2 separate regions of the Mus musculus genome follow, and region 2 is linked to region 1. A link is a loop called in an ENCODE intact Hi-C map of the cell type or tissue named here. Cell type or tissue: heart. All regions are shown on one strand. Links, peaks and the distances in the headings refer to the core of each region. The heading gives the core; the rest is flanking DNA.

Region 1 (7,694 bases), core at 1,166-5,165:
CATATAACTGGCTGGAAGGAGTGACTAGATGTTCAGGTGAGGACCCAGGGACCCTCTCTGCCCACTCCTTCTATGAAGGAATGGAAAGTCCACAAGCCCATATGGGATGGTCTTTTACATGTTGAAGAAGGCAGTTGTGCTGGTAGGAAAGTTCCAAACAAAAGCTCCAGTCACATGTTCAAACAGGGGCCTGTCAGCTTAGCTAGAAGATGGGAATCTTGCCTTGGTGAGGCCTGAGCCATGCTTGATGGCCTGCGCTATGATGGCCCGGGCCACTACCACAAGTAGAAAGGGGGAGGGCAATTCACAGCCTCAGAAGAGAGAAGATGCTACGTGGACTAAAGTGACAGATGCCCACAGTCTGCATCAGATCAACACCATCTGCCCTCGCTGGCCACGGTTAGGGAGCCCCTGCCACAGGGAGGCTCTAGGGTGCTGTGTGCAATCAATTTTGAAGAGCCTGGATTGGTAAAACAGCTACTGGCCAGGCTGTCAATCTGTCTGTATTCTTGCCTCCCCTCTGGGGTCCCTGGAATCCATATCCTGGCAGCAATTACCACTCTTCTTCCAGGTACTATATAAACAGTAACCACTTAGCTATGACCCCTCTCCAACATCCCTGAGTTCAGCACCTCACAGTTCCCATCTGCCTGTGAGAACATTCCATCCCCATGAGGTCAGCAAGCTGAGGGAAGCAGGGCCAGGAGGGGAACCCCCATTCCTTAAACCCTGTAAGTCTCCCAGCCACTGGTGGTCTCAGAAATCTCTGAGCGCACTCGACTCCTCACACTGTCGCAAATATAAAGGCAAGAATCTGCTCTTGTGAAATGGCTTATACACCAGCGAAGCTGAGAGAACCCCAAGCCCTCCTCTTCCCTTTCCTCCGGGGCTTATGCTTGGGCAGCTGAAATGTGCAAAATGGATGTTCTGTCCACAGTGGGCACAGGTTGAATAAACTTGACAATAGCCGAGTGAGGCTGTGCACTGCCTATATTTTAAGGGCATCCTGGGTTTGTCCCCGCTCCTTTAGGCACCACTCCTTGTGCATGTGAGGAGACTAAGGCTTGCCCAGTTACTATGATGGGAAACCTGCATCCAAACTCTGTCTGGAATCTACAATGTCTCTCACCTGCCTCTATGACAATAGCAGAACGGGGGCATCCCGGCATCATTGCTACCTTTCTAGGAAGCCCGCGTGGCTCAAGGCCTCATGTTAAAAAGGTCATTTACTGCTCCAAGGACACCCACGAGAGATGGAAATAAGGGAGAAAGCTAGTGAGCCTAGAAAGAATGCATTTTTCTATTTCTCCCGGAGCACCCCTACCAGGAGTCTAACAGTAGTCTTAGCAAAACCCATTTAGGGCTTCAACATGCAGTCAGCCCCACTCACTATGTGGTTCTTCAGCACCTGTTTTCTTCTTCCAGGCCGTATTGAATTGGGACCCAATAAGTCTCCAAACTTATTTCCATAACTCACCGAGAATTTTCTTGCTGAAAAGGCCTTGTTCTTGTTTCATGTATTAGCAATTCCGCTAGGCTCCGCCCAACAGTTACCTAGCAACAGTTTGTGTCTCCACCCGCCAGGTACGAGCCAGGAGCCAGACATAAAAGAAGACCTCTCCTTACCTTTCCCTCCTCCCTTTTCTCTCTCCATTCTCCCCTCTCCATTTCCCCTCCTCCTCACGTGTCCCCGGCTGGTCCATCCCATCAATAAACCTTTTTAATATTAGGCCTGTCTTCTGGCTGATTCTTCAGGGGAAACATCTTGGCAGGGCCCGTTGAGGTGCTCGCTCTCGCCGCACTTTACTACTGCGGTTTATAAACCTCAACACCCGTGTCTGGGATCTTACTCTCTTTGCAGCCTCCTCTCCTACTTCTATTTCACAAAAATCAGCCTTTATGTAAAATCCAACCCGAGAGAAGGCAACTGTTCTGGCTAGGTTGTTTATTTGGTCAACTCAGCTTAAATTGGGATCATCTGGGAAGAGGTCATCTCAGCTGAGAAAATGCCTCCATCAGATCGGCCTGTAACAGAGGTTGAGGGCTCCGCCCACTGTGGGTGGGGTCTTGTATGGGAAGGTGGTCCTGCTTTGTATGAAGGAGCAAGCCAGGAAGCGTTGTTTCTCCACGGCCCTGTCTGGAGTTCCTGCCAGGACTTCTCTTCATGATGGACTACAAGCCGTGAGAAGAAATAAACGTTTCCCTCCCTACGTTGTTTTTGGTCATGGTCTTCATCACAGTAACAGAAAGCAAACTAGGACAGTAGCGCACTTCTGTAATCCAAGCAGTGGGAAGGGCTGAGCCAAGAGATTCTCTAGTTCAAAACTAGCCTGGGCTGCAGAGACTCAGACCCTGTCGCAGAAGTAAATAGAATTTCCACAGTGCTACTGAGTCTTGTGGTACTTTAAAGTACTTTGAGTTTTATTTATATTAAGGTGCCTGCCCCGCCTCTGCCTCCTCTCAATTATTATTATTATTATTATTTTTTTTAATGAGTTTAACTTTCTCTTTAAATAAGACAATTGGGGAAGGGGGCCAAGCTTGAAAAACAGTAACACTTATTTTGGCAAGATAGCAACCAAAATCTAAAGTACAAGCTATTATATCCAAATTAAAAGGCATTAAAGAATAAACCATAATATTGGGGAGAGGGTACACAAACACAAGATACAGTATGTCTAAACATCTTGAAATTATAATTTTAGGGTAAAAGTTGAAAAATTACGCTGTTTTAGCTAGAGATTAAGTGCACCTTTTTTCCTGTTTTTCCCAAATAGAATCAGAGTTTACGATTTAATCACACCTCAAAGCTTTTCTCTCAATACAAAGCAACCACTAAATACACACAAAATACTTATTTGTTAATAATTTCCCTGGCTTATCCAACGTGCAATGCACACGACTTGAAAGACTACAATTTGGGGGTGAGTGTACACAAACTCAATTATCTTAAGGACAAGGAGAGCCTCCTGGATGTATGCTTAGGAGAGAAGTCCTAGTTCCCAAGAAGGCCAGGCGAGGGCGCCATCTCCTCGAACTGGAGTTATAGGTAGTTGGGAGCTGCTGCCATTTGGGTTCTGGGAACCTAACCCTGGTCCTCTGTAAGAGCAACAAATGCTCTTAACGGCAAGGCCATTTCTCTAGCTTCCGCTTATCATCTTTCACTGGGTCTTATTATATAAGTTTAAGTATAATAAAACCCCAAACTCCAACCCAAACCAAAAAACAACAAAATACAGCAACAACAAACCAAAACAAAAAATACACAATGCCAGGTGGTGGTGGTGGTTGTGGCGGCGGCTGCTGGGGCAGCTGCGGCGGTGAACACCTTTAAAGCTAGCACCTTTAAAGCTAGGCAGAGGCAGAAGACTCTCTTGACTTCCAGGCCAGCCTGGGCTACAGAGCAAGTTCCAGGATGGGCAAAGCATAAAGAGAAACTTTGTCTTGGAAAACCTTAATAAATACATAATTAATTAAAAAAATAATACAAATAAGGAAAATAACAGCAAATGAAAACTATATACATTCTGATATCCCTCTAAAAAGCTTTGCACCACAGCCGGCAAGGTTTGAAAAGACTTGACACCTTGTCATGGCATGCAAGTAAATCAAGGTATTCTGACTTTACAACATAAACTGCATCCTCTGACTAAGGCTGGCCTCTACATGTCACTCCACAGACTCTTCTGCAAAGGAAAAAGTGGTGGTGGGGGAAAGCCCCATCCTTTTTGCTGCAATTGACAGGCTGTCCATCCAAGGGGATCCCAGAGGCTCATTTGGAAATAGGAACGCCTACAGGGAGACCCCAAAGGTGGCAGGTGTGCCAAAGACAGAGGGACCTGGCTCGAAAGGGCCAGCGCTCTCCACTGAGCCTAGCCCTGCCAGCTTGTTTTTGACTGTGCTTGTTCCGAGCGCGCGCCTCCTGTCACCATCACGTGGCCGCCCCTCCCCACCCCACCCCTCGGCCGGTCTCGTGGCTCCGCCCTCTGCGCCGGGACTTCTTTCGGCCTCCTTCAGAGTCACAAGATCTCTCAGTGGGCTCCCACCTTCACGATCCTTCCGCCGTCCCCGCCTCCACATTAAAATCTCTTTCGGTTTTATTTATCTCGGCCAGCTTGTATCGTCATAAGTGGTATATCCTGTCCTGTCTGGAGAGGCTGAGACTCTGGCCATCTGGCATTAGGCTCGGAGCGTAGTAGAGACCCGAATAGGGACTCTTTTTCATAGCGGAGGCCCCCGCCGCTCGAGACGCTTCACGCCAGGGGGAGGTGCTGCGCGTCCAAGATGGCGGCGCCCTGTAGGCTGGAGGGACTGTGAGGTAAACAGCTGAGGGGGAGGAGACGGTGGGTGAGTACGGGGGGTGTTTCCCCTTCTTTTCCTTGTGGGCTTTTCGGGGCAGCTCTGGCAGCGTGACCTCACGCTGTGGGGCGCTGCGGAGCGCGTTAGCCGAGTCGGGGGTCCGGGGAAGGGGGTTCGGGGAGCTTCTTCCTCGCCCTCATCGCGCGCTGGCTCCGGCAGGGCTCGGCTTGGGCTGCTGGGGCCCCGGGGAGCTGAGGCGGGCCTGCTCCGTCCGATGGCATGGCTGGCTGCAGCTCCGGGCCCGAGGTGGCCCCGCTAACCCGCCCCCCTCGCTTGCTGCGGTGACAGGCTCCCGCGGGGGTGCGCCGCGCAGGTCAGAGACCCCGGGCCCGGCACGGGGACCCGGGGGTGGGGTCGCGGCTCGAGCCTCTACTGCAGCCGCCGGGGCTGGGGGTGGAGAATGAATGAAGGCCGCCTGTGGGCACTGGAGGCTGCCCGGCGCCCGCCGTCTCGGGGAGAGTGTGCACGGCCGAGTGCTTGGCTCTGGGTGTACTTGTGGGTGTTTAATTGATGCTGGAAGACAGTTACCTCCAAGTCGGCAGAGGTGCTCGTTAGCGACAGCTACCTGCCCAGCCACTGCTGAACGCTCATTCATTCATTTGAGGACCTGGAGGACCCACTGCCTGCGGTCCCAGACACCTTTTTTAGAACCCAAGCACTTTCTTTGTGTTGTGGGTTAGAAGAGTTTGGCTTCTCGCGTGTTGGATTTGGAATGAGAGAGACGTGGGGATGGCGTGGAGTGTGGTCGGCCAGTAATCGCAACTATCGTTTTTTTTTGTTTTTTTTTTTGTTTTTTTTTTGTTTTTTGTTTTTTGGAGAGGGGGAATAGGGGGTGCCTGTGTGACCGAGCACTATTGAAAGTGCTTGGTAGCCATCCTGTCTTTGGTTCTGGACAAAGGAGAAGCAGTCTGCAGCCTTTCTAAATGAAGAAACTGAGGCCTGGAGAGAGTGGAATAATTTGCCCAAGGTCACACCCCCCTATTCTGAGACAGCACTGGAATTGAAGTCCGACTGGTTCCATTTGTCTGTTATTTGATTAAAGGTGGCCTATTATTAAGTGAGTGTAGTTAATCATTTGGCCAAGGTAGGGATATGTGTGTGTGTGTGTGTGTGTGTGTGTGTGTGTGTGGTGAGAGATTTTGAACAGGGTGCATTTGGTTTGTATGTCTTAAGCTTTTGTTTCTTACAGCACGGTGTATTTGGTAATCCAAATTTGGTTACAAAGTATTTTGTATTTTTCCATAAAACCGGTGGTATTCACTGAAAAAAAAAAGGCTGAAATCCTTACTTAAGAAAACGAATATGGAATTAGCACTTCACTTTACGTATTGTAAGCTGTAAAAGTACTAAAATAGACTAATGCTCTTCTGAGATATTTTGATTTATAACTTTAGGATCAAGTTGGAGTCATCTGCATTCAAACAGGCTGGGGAAGCGCAGTGGTAAATTCTAGGAAGCTTCACAGAGCCTAATCTTCTGGGAGCCTTTGATTTACTGAGCAACCCACCTGTGATTTTTAACTTGAGCGTCGCTGAATAAACCTGGGATATGCAAATAGGAAAACTGATTTAGAGTTTTGTAAGGAAATGCCCCTTTAACAGTCATACATCAGGCAAACGAGGCTGTTCAGACTTTTGTAACCACCTGGTGTAAATGTAAGGGGTATTTATAGAGGATGTGAACAGAAAATACCTTCTTACTAAAGTTAATATCTTCTCTAAAAACACCCTTACATCATGGGGCTAGAAGGGCAGATGATGTAAGCTTTCTTAGCTTCATGCATCTCTTGGTGTCATGAACACTTGGTATGCCCCTAAATTCCTAGGTAGAAGGAAGCAGGCTGGCAGTTTCTTGCATGTTTTCAATAAGCTGGTGTCTGCAGGCTTGTGTCTCAGCGCCACGCTTCCTCATTGGCTTACGAGCAGAGCTACCTGGTCCTGTGGATGCTGTGGTATGGTGCTTTCTGTGCAGACTTGTGAGAGAAAACTGAGCAGTTTGACCAGGGCAGAGCTAGCACAAACCTGAATATGTAATGGTTACAGGAGAACAGAATTGCCAGAAGCAAAGAATTCCAAATGAATTTACCTGACCCTCTGTGTGCCTAATATCTGTCCCCACAGTAGGCACACCTGTGTACTCTGTCCTTGAGGTTTTCGTGCATGGGGTTTTTTTGTTTTTGTTTTTTGTTTTGGAAGAAGTCTTCTTATGTGTTCCAAAAAGATACTTGATCATGGACTTAAAGTAACATTTTGGGTTATTTGCTTCTTTCAATTTTTTTTTAAAGATTTATTTATTATTATACATAGGTACACTGTAACTGACTTCAGACAGACCAGAAGAGGGAATCTGATCTCATTATGGGTGGTTATGAGCTACCATGTGGTTGCTGGGCTTTGAACTCAGGACCTGTGGAAGAGCAGTCAGTGAGTGCTCTCACCCGCTGAGCCATCTCACCAGCACGCTTCTTTGAATTTATAATTTATTGCAGAGGCCTTTCTTAAGCTATCTTCTAGCCTATTTGTGAAGTTGTGGTGACTTTGAACTTTGCACACAGCTGGGTTGATCTATTCTGTCTTCTTCAAAATTTTTGAGGCTGCAGGTATTATTATTATATTAGTTCCAGTGCTGTACTGAGTGATATTCACTTCTGGAACTGCCTGGGTTCTTTAATGCCAGGTTTCTGTGATTCCAGCTCGTCCTGAGCTTTAGTAAATACTCCCGAGTAATGAGAACTGGTGTTGACTCTATGTTAATAGTTCTATAATGACAAAGAAAATGAGTGACTCCAGGGCTGGATGGGACATTGAGGTTAGTTACCTTTAAACAATGCTTCCCTGTATGCTGTCTTATAAATCCCCCTTTTAAAGACAAGTCTTATTGGCTACAGGCATGAAAGAAAAGTATATGAATTAGTTGAGCATTTTGTTGTTGTTTTGAACATGTATGTTTAGAAAATGTTAGATCATCAGTTGATAACTATGTAATGGAGTTTTGTGTGTATACTCAATATTTTTGGTGTGCATACTCATTTAAATTTCACTGAGATTTCCCATAAAGTAATTTGATCTTAATTTTCTTTTTACTTCTTCAGTCTGTAGTTGCTAAAAAACTACTAATTTAATGTCAATTTTAATTAGAAAGAATAAAAAGATACACATTTTTACATACATATTTACATACATAAAAGTGACTTTAGGACTTTGTCAATTTCTTCTAGTCCCTCCTTTTTGAGGGGGGCATGGTATACAAGGAAATAGATATATTTTATAGCTACATGAGTTGAGATTGACATTTAATGAATTAAGTGTCTTACATGCACAGCATTATTTCCAAAC
Region 2 (7,694 bases), core at 2,026-6,025, 120 kb before region 1:
AGGGAGCACTCCACAGTCTGAGAGGGAGGCAGAAGAATGAACATCAGTTTAGGAGTTTGTTTTAGGACCTGTGCAAGGTTGGGCAGGTCACCCCCTTCAAATGGGATAATGGCTGTACCTTTTGGAAAGTGCGCTTCCTGGACAGCTATTTTGATTGCTCCAGCCCGGGCAGCAGACTGCACTTCTGAGGAAGCTCAACTGCTTATAGCTCCACAGGCCCAGAAAGGTAATGAAGCAGGGCTTGGGATCCATGCCAGGGTACCAACACCCACCCAGCACCTCCAGCCATCCTCTCTAAGATAAGATGCCTTGGCTCTGAGGAGGCTTCTTAGACAGCATTCAGGACCCCTCGCCTGCAGTAGCCCTCCACTTGCCTGGTATCACTCGGCACTCCAAGCTCCAGCTCCTCAGAGTCCCCATCATGCCTCCTGGGTTCCTAGACAGTACAGCTTTGGGGTCTGTTGACCTTGTTTCAAAGCCATAGTTGGACCTCATCATGACCCGTGACAGGTAGGGTCTCTGTGACTTCTGAAAGCCTGTTTCTTACATTGAAAATGGGTTAGTGGGGGCTGGAGAGATGGCTCAGTGGTTAAGAACACCGACTGTTCTTCCGAAGGTCCTGAGTTCAATGGTGGCTCACAACCATCCGTAATGAGATCTGTCGCCCTCTTCTGGTGCATCTGAAGATAGCTACAGTGTACTTAGATATAATAATAAGTAAATCTTTAAAAAAGAAAAGAAAGAAAATGGGTTAGTGGCTGGAGAGATGGCTCAGTGGTTGAGAGCACTGGCTGTTCTTCCAGAGGACCTAGGTTCAATTCCCAGCATCCACAAGGCAGCTCCAAGTGACCAGATATCCTCTTCTAGATTTCTTGAACACTGCACATAAGTGCTACAGAAGTGAATTATACACATAAGAAGTAAAATAAATTGAAAAAAAAGAAAAGAAAATTAAATGGGTTAGTGACCGCCCCTGTAAGTGTGCTTCCAAATAAAACAGGAAGATGGAGGCCTCCATAGGCTGAGACAGGAGATCAACCGGCTGGGGAAGGCCCCGCCCAACACTGGACAGAGAATGAGCACTGCTTTTAAGTCTCTCAGGCACAGTTTAGGTGGTCACAAAAGCTGGTTAGCTGTGAACGTTGGTGCCACTGCCCATTATAAATGAGGCTTTTTGTTTAAGGATTTTGAGACAGGGTCTCACTCTGGACCCCTGGTTGGCATGAAACTTATACTGTAGACCAGGATGGCCTCATAGTCAAGCTCTGCCAGCCTCTGCCTCCTCAGAGCTGGAATTTAAGGTGTGCACTTCCACACCCAGCAAGATTTATTTTTATTTATGTGTATGTGTGTAGCCAGAAGACAGCGTTGGAGCTCCAGAATGAGTGCTGGGAACTGAACTTGGCTCCTCTGGAAAAGCAGCAATCGTTCTTACCAGCTGAACCATCTCTCCAACTCCCCAAATGAGGCTTAATCCCGAGTGATTAAGGACTCCTTGGTAGAAGTAACTTTCCAGACCCCAACACTTGCTCATCCCCAGGTACAAGAACCTCCTTTTAGGTTCTCTCCTAACCGGCATACCAGCCAGAGGCAACCTGATTCTCTGTGGTGACAGGGAAGAGAAGGAATAGGAGAGATGAAGGTCCAGGGAGGGACTGGAGGAGCAACTTGACCTTCCTGCCAGTCTCAGAGTCTCCTGCCACCAAGCTGAGTCCTGCAGGTGGCGTCGGGGTACCTAAAAAACTGAATGTCCAGGATCTCCATCCTGGAGCTGCCCCATGTCCACCTATACTCAGGCACTCATGATGGTGATTCTAAACTCTGCCGGGGCGGGAGTACAGCGCAGGCGGCTGGGCAGAGGACTTGTGGGGTGGGGGCGGTGGGGGTAGGGGGCGTCCGGAGACAAACCCAGAGAGGCGTTCGGTGCGCGGCGCGTGCGCGCGGCTAGGCGGGGTCACGTGCGCGCGCCGGGCGGTGGACACCAGGCCGACGTCCCAGGTCTAATCGCCTGCGACCGGCGGGGAAAGAGGCCGAGCGTGTCCTCGAGCTCGCGCACCGGGGCCCGCCCCTCGCACCTGCGGGCGAGCTGGGCGGGGCCGGGGCGGGGCCGCGCTGTCTCCGCCCACCCGTCCCGAGCTCCCGGAGCTCCGGCGGAACCGAGCAGCGAGGCCCCAACGGCCAGGAGAGCGACGAGGCGAGGCGAGGCGAGGCGCGGCGCGGCGCGGCGCAGACAATGGAAGCGGCATTGGCGAAGGCCGCGGAGCTCCGGGCCTGGCGAGGACCGGAGGCCGCGCCATGAGCCCCGCAGCCGGACGCCCCGCTGCGCCGCGCGCGGGCCGAGGCGAGCGGCCTCTGCGAGCCCTGGGCCGCGCCCTGGGGCTGGCGATGAGCTGCCGAGGCTGAGGATGATGGTAGATTGCCAGGTGAGTCGACATGGGGCCCTGTACCAGTGGGTGTGAATGAAGCCCGCACCCACCCGGAGAGCGAGCGTCCACGCAGAGCGTGCACTTAACGCTGTTCCGCGTCCAACCTGTCCAACCGGGTACAATCGAGCAACTGAGGTCTGGAAAGAGGCATGCCAGGTGGGCGGGGACCAGCGGAGAAGGGAAGGCTTCCGGCCCGTGGGGTCAGGGCTCAACCTTCGCGTAGGGTTTGCTTGGGGAATGAATCTCCTGAGGTCCTGGGGAACACTGGCTAACCCCCTCCTTGTGGAACCTACCCAAACACGAGCGCACACCCCCTACTCACTCTCGATAGATCTACAGACTTCCTAGGTTTCCGAGGAAGGGTGGGACAGTGGAGGTGGTGTGGTGAGGTGGAAGAAGGAAGAGGCAGAAGGCAGCCCTGTCTTGGGGCTGAGGCGTCCAGTCTCCTAGCAACATTTGGGGGTGCCCATAGTACGAGAGGCGCTGATGGACCGAGAGATGTTAAGATTCCTGGGGTTTGCTTGTCTGGGGCCATCCTCAGACTGGCCTGGAGGGCAGGGCGGAGGTCCTTAGTGTGGAGGAGGCTGCTGAGGAGACATTAGTTTCCTCCTTTGCACTTTAGGATGCTTGGCCCTTGTGACTCGTCCCCGCCCCCGGGGGTTTCAGGGGCTTGTGGAATGTCTTTTGGCTTTGGTTCTCCTACAATGACCCATAAAAATTCTAGGAAAATGCCTTCCCCCTGGTGGACTTGCTAAGCAGCCTTAGGGTTTGAGTGACTTAAAGGCCAGAGTAACTAGAGGGAGGCAAACTCTAGACCATTCCTCCAGGATCCAAGGACAAGACCACCCTAGTTAGAATGTGTGATTCTTATTTGAAATGGGGTCAGGGTCATTGCCTAGACTGAAAGAGGAGGCCCCCTGAGTGAGCCAGAGTCCCAGAGCCATCAGAAGGAAAGAGGGGTGAAATGAGGCTCCTGAGGTCTTTGTGGTAACCCCTGAAACATACAGGTCTTGTTCCTTTGCCCAGCTGGGGCCTGGGAGACCTGCTACCTTGACAACCCGCAAACAAAAGGTAGTGTTTTGTTTTCAGGGTTTCTTGCCTGGGGGCTGTAGTGCTGGTACTGACCACTGGGGGGCAGCAGTATCCTTTTAGTCAATGGAGCAACTGCGGGGGAGGGGGACAGAGTTCCAAGAGTCATTCTTTCGGTGTTGTGTGTTCCACTCTTTCAGGCCTCCCCCAACTAGCATCCCTGTCCTCAGAGTGAGTTGGGTGTAAGGGCCCTGGCTTCCTCTTGTCTTTTCCCGTAGTGCCTTGCGTGCCTGAACTCTAACCAGTGGCTACCTTGCTCCTGGGTGTGGCTCTTAAAATGACGGCTGTAGGTAGGTCCTGCCCTTAGGAAACACCTAAGAGCCGGGCGTGGTGGCGAGCGCCTTTAATCCCAGCACTCGGAAGCTGAGGCAGGCGGATTTCTGAGTTCGAGGCCAGCCTGGTCTACAGAGTGAGTTCCAGGATAGCCAGGGCTACACAGAGAAACCCTGTCTCGAACCCCCTGCTCCCCCCCAAAAAAAGGAAACACCTAAGAATACAAGAGGAGAAGCAGATGTTCTGTTTATCCTCCGAGGTGTGAGAATCTGCCCCTGACTCACAGCCAACGGCCCCCAGACCTTGATAATAATCCATTTCATGTTACAAGACCCACGCTGGCTCAGCTGGGAAGAACCACTTTGGAGCTCATCCTGCTGTGGTTGGCAGGATCCACGGTGACCATGAGACCTCTCTGGCTTCTTGGCCATGTGGACCTGCCTTTCTGTAAAACGGCTCATAACATCAGAACCTGCCGCCTCCTCAGAGTCGGACAGGGAAGACGGAGGGCCAGGAGGAAACAAGAAATCCAGTAAGACACAAGATGCTTTCTAAACAGAACATTGGCCGTGACCTTGTGGTCATGGTATTTGTTAGTTGGAAGCTAGTCAGTTCCAGCCCACTTCAGGGGATGGGGTTAGGGCTGGTGGGGATCGGCCGGCGGCTTAGGGTTGATGTATGGGCTGAGCAGAAGAGTTAGCATGCAGGCCAATGGGAGGTGTGTGCCAGAGGGGCACATCTGACTTTGCTTACCTGTCGACCCTCCAGTGTGTAGGCTGGGAGAGGAGACCAAGAGAGGACATGACTGTCCCTGTACCACTGCCCAGAGCCAGGCTTGCTGTAGTTTATATCCCTGCCACTCTCCATCCCCACCCACAATTCTTCCAACTCTTAAGGTTGTGTTTTAGTCACAGCTGACAGCAGTCCCCAAGTGTTACGGTGTCATCTTACACACACATACACACACACACACACACACACACACACACACGGTCAAGTAGGTGCTGGAATGAGTCTCCACTGTGCTTATGGGAGACCAGGTAGGCCTTGAGAGGAAAACAAAGGACAGAGATGGGTGACTCACATGGCCTTTAGCCTCCTGAGATCGAAGGGCCAGGGATATGGAAACACAGAGGTTGGTTGTCCTGGCACCAGGGTGGCCATGAGCAGCAGGAAGCATCTTCTTCCTCACCTGCTATTGCCTTCATTGCTGTCACCCCACCCCACCCCACCCCCCATCTGCACACCTGCTGCTGTCTCTTGACTTTTTCCTCTTCCATTTTCAGGTATGTGTGTTATACATATATGTGTATATATGTTGTGCATGAGTTTTGGTTCATTTGTTTTGAGACTGGGTCTCTACATAGCACTAGCTATCCTGGAACTCACTGTGTAGACCCCAGAACTCACAGACATCCTCTTCCGAGTGCTGGGAACTCCAACACACTGGGCGTAGATGCATGTGTTGGCACATGCATATGGTAGGTGCTGTGATCATTGAGGGAGGCAGGGTCTCAACTAATAGGGCTGGGCTTGCTGGCCAGCTTGCTCTGGAGATTCCGTCTCTATCCTTTGAGGCTAGATTTATATCTGTCTGGATAGCCACAGCCATCAGGCATTTGCCTGAGTCGTGGAGGTCCTGGCCCTGTAACCTCTGAGCCATTTCCCCAGCTTCTGACTTTTACGGTTGTCTGAACTTGGTGAAGTAGCAGAGCTGGAGAGCCATTCATCCATGTGCTTGTGCATCTCATAGGTCAGCCACACGAGAGAAAGCAGGAAGAGCAGTGCAGAAAGCTGACAGGGAGCGAGACAAGAGTCAGCGAGGTAGGCATGACGGTGACAAAAAGGTGACAGGCCTGGTACGTTGTGTTAGTGTCCTGTGGCTGCTCTAGCAGAATGCCATATACTGGATGACCCTGTGCAACAGAAATCTCTCGTGGTTCTAGAGGACAGAAGCCTAAAAGCAAGGCATCAACACCACTGAACCACAGCTTCTGGCATGGCTGTAGTCCTTAGCTTTAAATCCCCCTAAACGTGTCTGTAGTCCTCTGCCTCCACACAGCTGCCTCTGTGTGTCTGTGTCTCTGTGTGTCTGTGTCTGGTTGTCTCCATTACTGTAAGGACATCGTGTGTGTGTGTGTGTGTGTGTGTGTGTGTGTGTGTGTGTGTGTGTGTGTGAGAGAGAGAGAGAGAGAGAGAGAGAGAGAGAGTGTGTGAGAGTGAGAGAGTGAGCCCTGACCTGACCCCATCCCAGTCTAGCCTTGTGTTGCCTGGATCTGCAGGACCCAAGGGCTTTTGGAAGGACACAGCTGAGCCTGTGAGGAGGGTTATAGGGAAGGCCAGGTTCCTTAGGATCTGGCAGAATTTCACCTGTGTAGGAAGGCTTGAAGGCCACCAATGGTAGCACCAGCAGGTGGCGCTGTAACCTCTGGTGTGGAAGTTCAGTACTGCACTGCCCTGTCCCGAGTTTCCACAAAAGCTCATCTGGTTGCCAGGAGACAAAGCAAACTGTAAACAGGTCAGGAGTCATCCTTGGTGACACACACTGAAGGAAATCAGAATGAGAGCAGGCGAGCAGCAGGGTGTTGCTGGTAACCACTGAGGAGACCTCAGCTTCTCCCCCACCCCCTCTCCCCAACACACACACCTTGGGGCCTGGACTTTGCCTCCCTCTGGCTCGTCACCAGTAAGTTGCCTTGGCCTACTGCAGTTTCCAGACAGCTCCCCTACCTATTACCACAGGCCACAAGAAGTAGTTTTAGGGAAAGGTGAGCTGCTTATACAACACATGGCTGGCAGGGACCTTAGCCTTAGCCTGTCCCAGAGGAGGCATGTCTACCCAGCATGGCCTGCTGCCAACACTGGTTGGCTGGGCATGGGGACAACCCCTGGTTGGGTAATGGCAAGCCCCAGGTGACACTCCTTTACAGACAAGCCAGGGAGGGGCCAGGCACCAGGGCTAGGGCGGAGAATGCCTTCCAGTTATACTGGGCTTCTAGTGGTCAGAGCCCTGTCAAGGCAGGAAGAGCCTGAGTTGGTGGTTAGCAGGAATGGAGATGCAAACCAAGCTAGACAGATTTTTTTCATCCCCCTGACTCTAATGAGGGCCTCAACTCTGCTTTCTGTGTTGGGTCTTGAACCTCAAGAGAATCCTCTCTTAGAGGGTCACGGGGTGGTGCACGACTGCAATCCCAGCTGAGGCAGGAGAATTATGAGTTCAAGGTCATCCTGAGGTACACTGTGAGACCTGAATCCCCTACACACACACCCCCAAACTGAGTCTTAGAGGCATAGTACTTTCTTGGATAGGTGGCTTCCTTGTAGGCAAAGGTAGGTTTGGGGAGCCTCCAGGGCCCCTTACAGGTAGCTGAGACAGCCTGAGGAGGTAGAGATGGGAAGGAATGTGGCATCTCCATAAAAATGACAAGTCCCAGAAGAAGGGAGAGTTCCCATGGCAACCTAGTACAGTTGCTTAGCAACCATAGTCCCCCAAAATACCTGCAGGAAGACTCCCGGCTAGGGGCTTTCCCACCGCCTGTGTGTGGCTCTTAGCTCTGAGTGGTTACCTCCTGTGGTTGATCCACCCACACCTCCATATAGGGCCTAGCAGCCCACAGCCCCAGGATCCTTACTGAGAGAAACCCCAGTCTACTCCCTCTTCCTATTACCCCAAGCTGCAGCTGCCTACCATCAGGCCAGTCCCTTAGCAACCAATGCCATTTTCTAGATATCCGAGTGACAATTGGACAGTGGTAGAATGTCAGAAAGATTCAGAATCAGCTGTACAGTCAATTGTAGCCTGGTGCCGGCCATTCCAGAGGGACAGGCACGATGTTTTAACAACACAAATACCCTGTAGCCCCGGACTCCCTAGTCCTGGGGCACGGCAGCATCCCAGGTGTGGCA

Evidence for each region. Peaks named below come from ENCODE experiments on the same cell type or tissue, not always from the same donor. Only the 100,000 strongest peaks of a DNase experiment are listed, where the experiment ranks them.
Region 2: a loop joins it to region 1, with 4 times the contacts of the local background. A loop is called at or near these places in 1 of 42 quality-filtered maps.

What each region holds. Positions count from the first base shown.
Region 1 is chr2:28,636,973-28,644,666 of GRCm38, forward strand. It overlaps Tsc1 (TSC complex subunit 1), which reads left to right and starts at 4,261. Exons shown (of 23, transcript NM_022887.4): 1 at 4,261-4,318. In heart, for the core only: a CTCF peak has its summit at 3,027 (motif pointing right); a DNase peak (open chromatin) is centred at 3,999; H3K4me3 peaks cover 2,594 bases; H3K27ac peaks cover 2,492 bases.
Region 2 is chr2:28,511,138-28,518,831 of GRCm38, forward strand. It overlaps a transcript of Ralgds not described here. Among named protein-coding and RNA genes, the nearest start is that of Gbgt1, 18 kb to the left of the region's middle. In heart, for the core only: a CTCF peak has its summit at 3,535 (motif pointing right); DNase peaks (open chromatin) are centred at 2,524, 2,754 and 3,624; H3K4me3 peaks cover 1,788 bases; H3K27ac peaks cover 985 bases.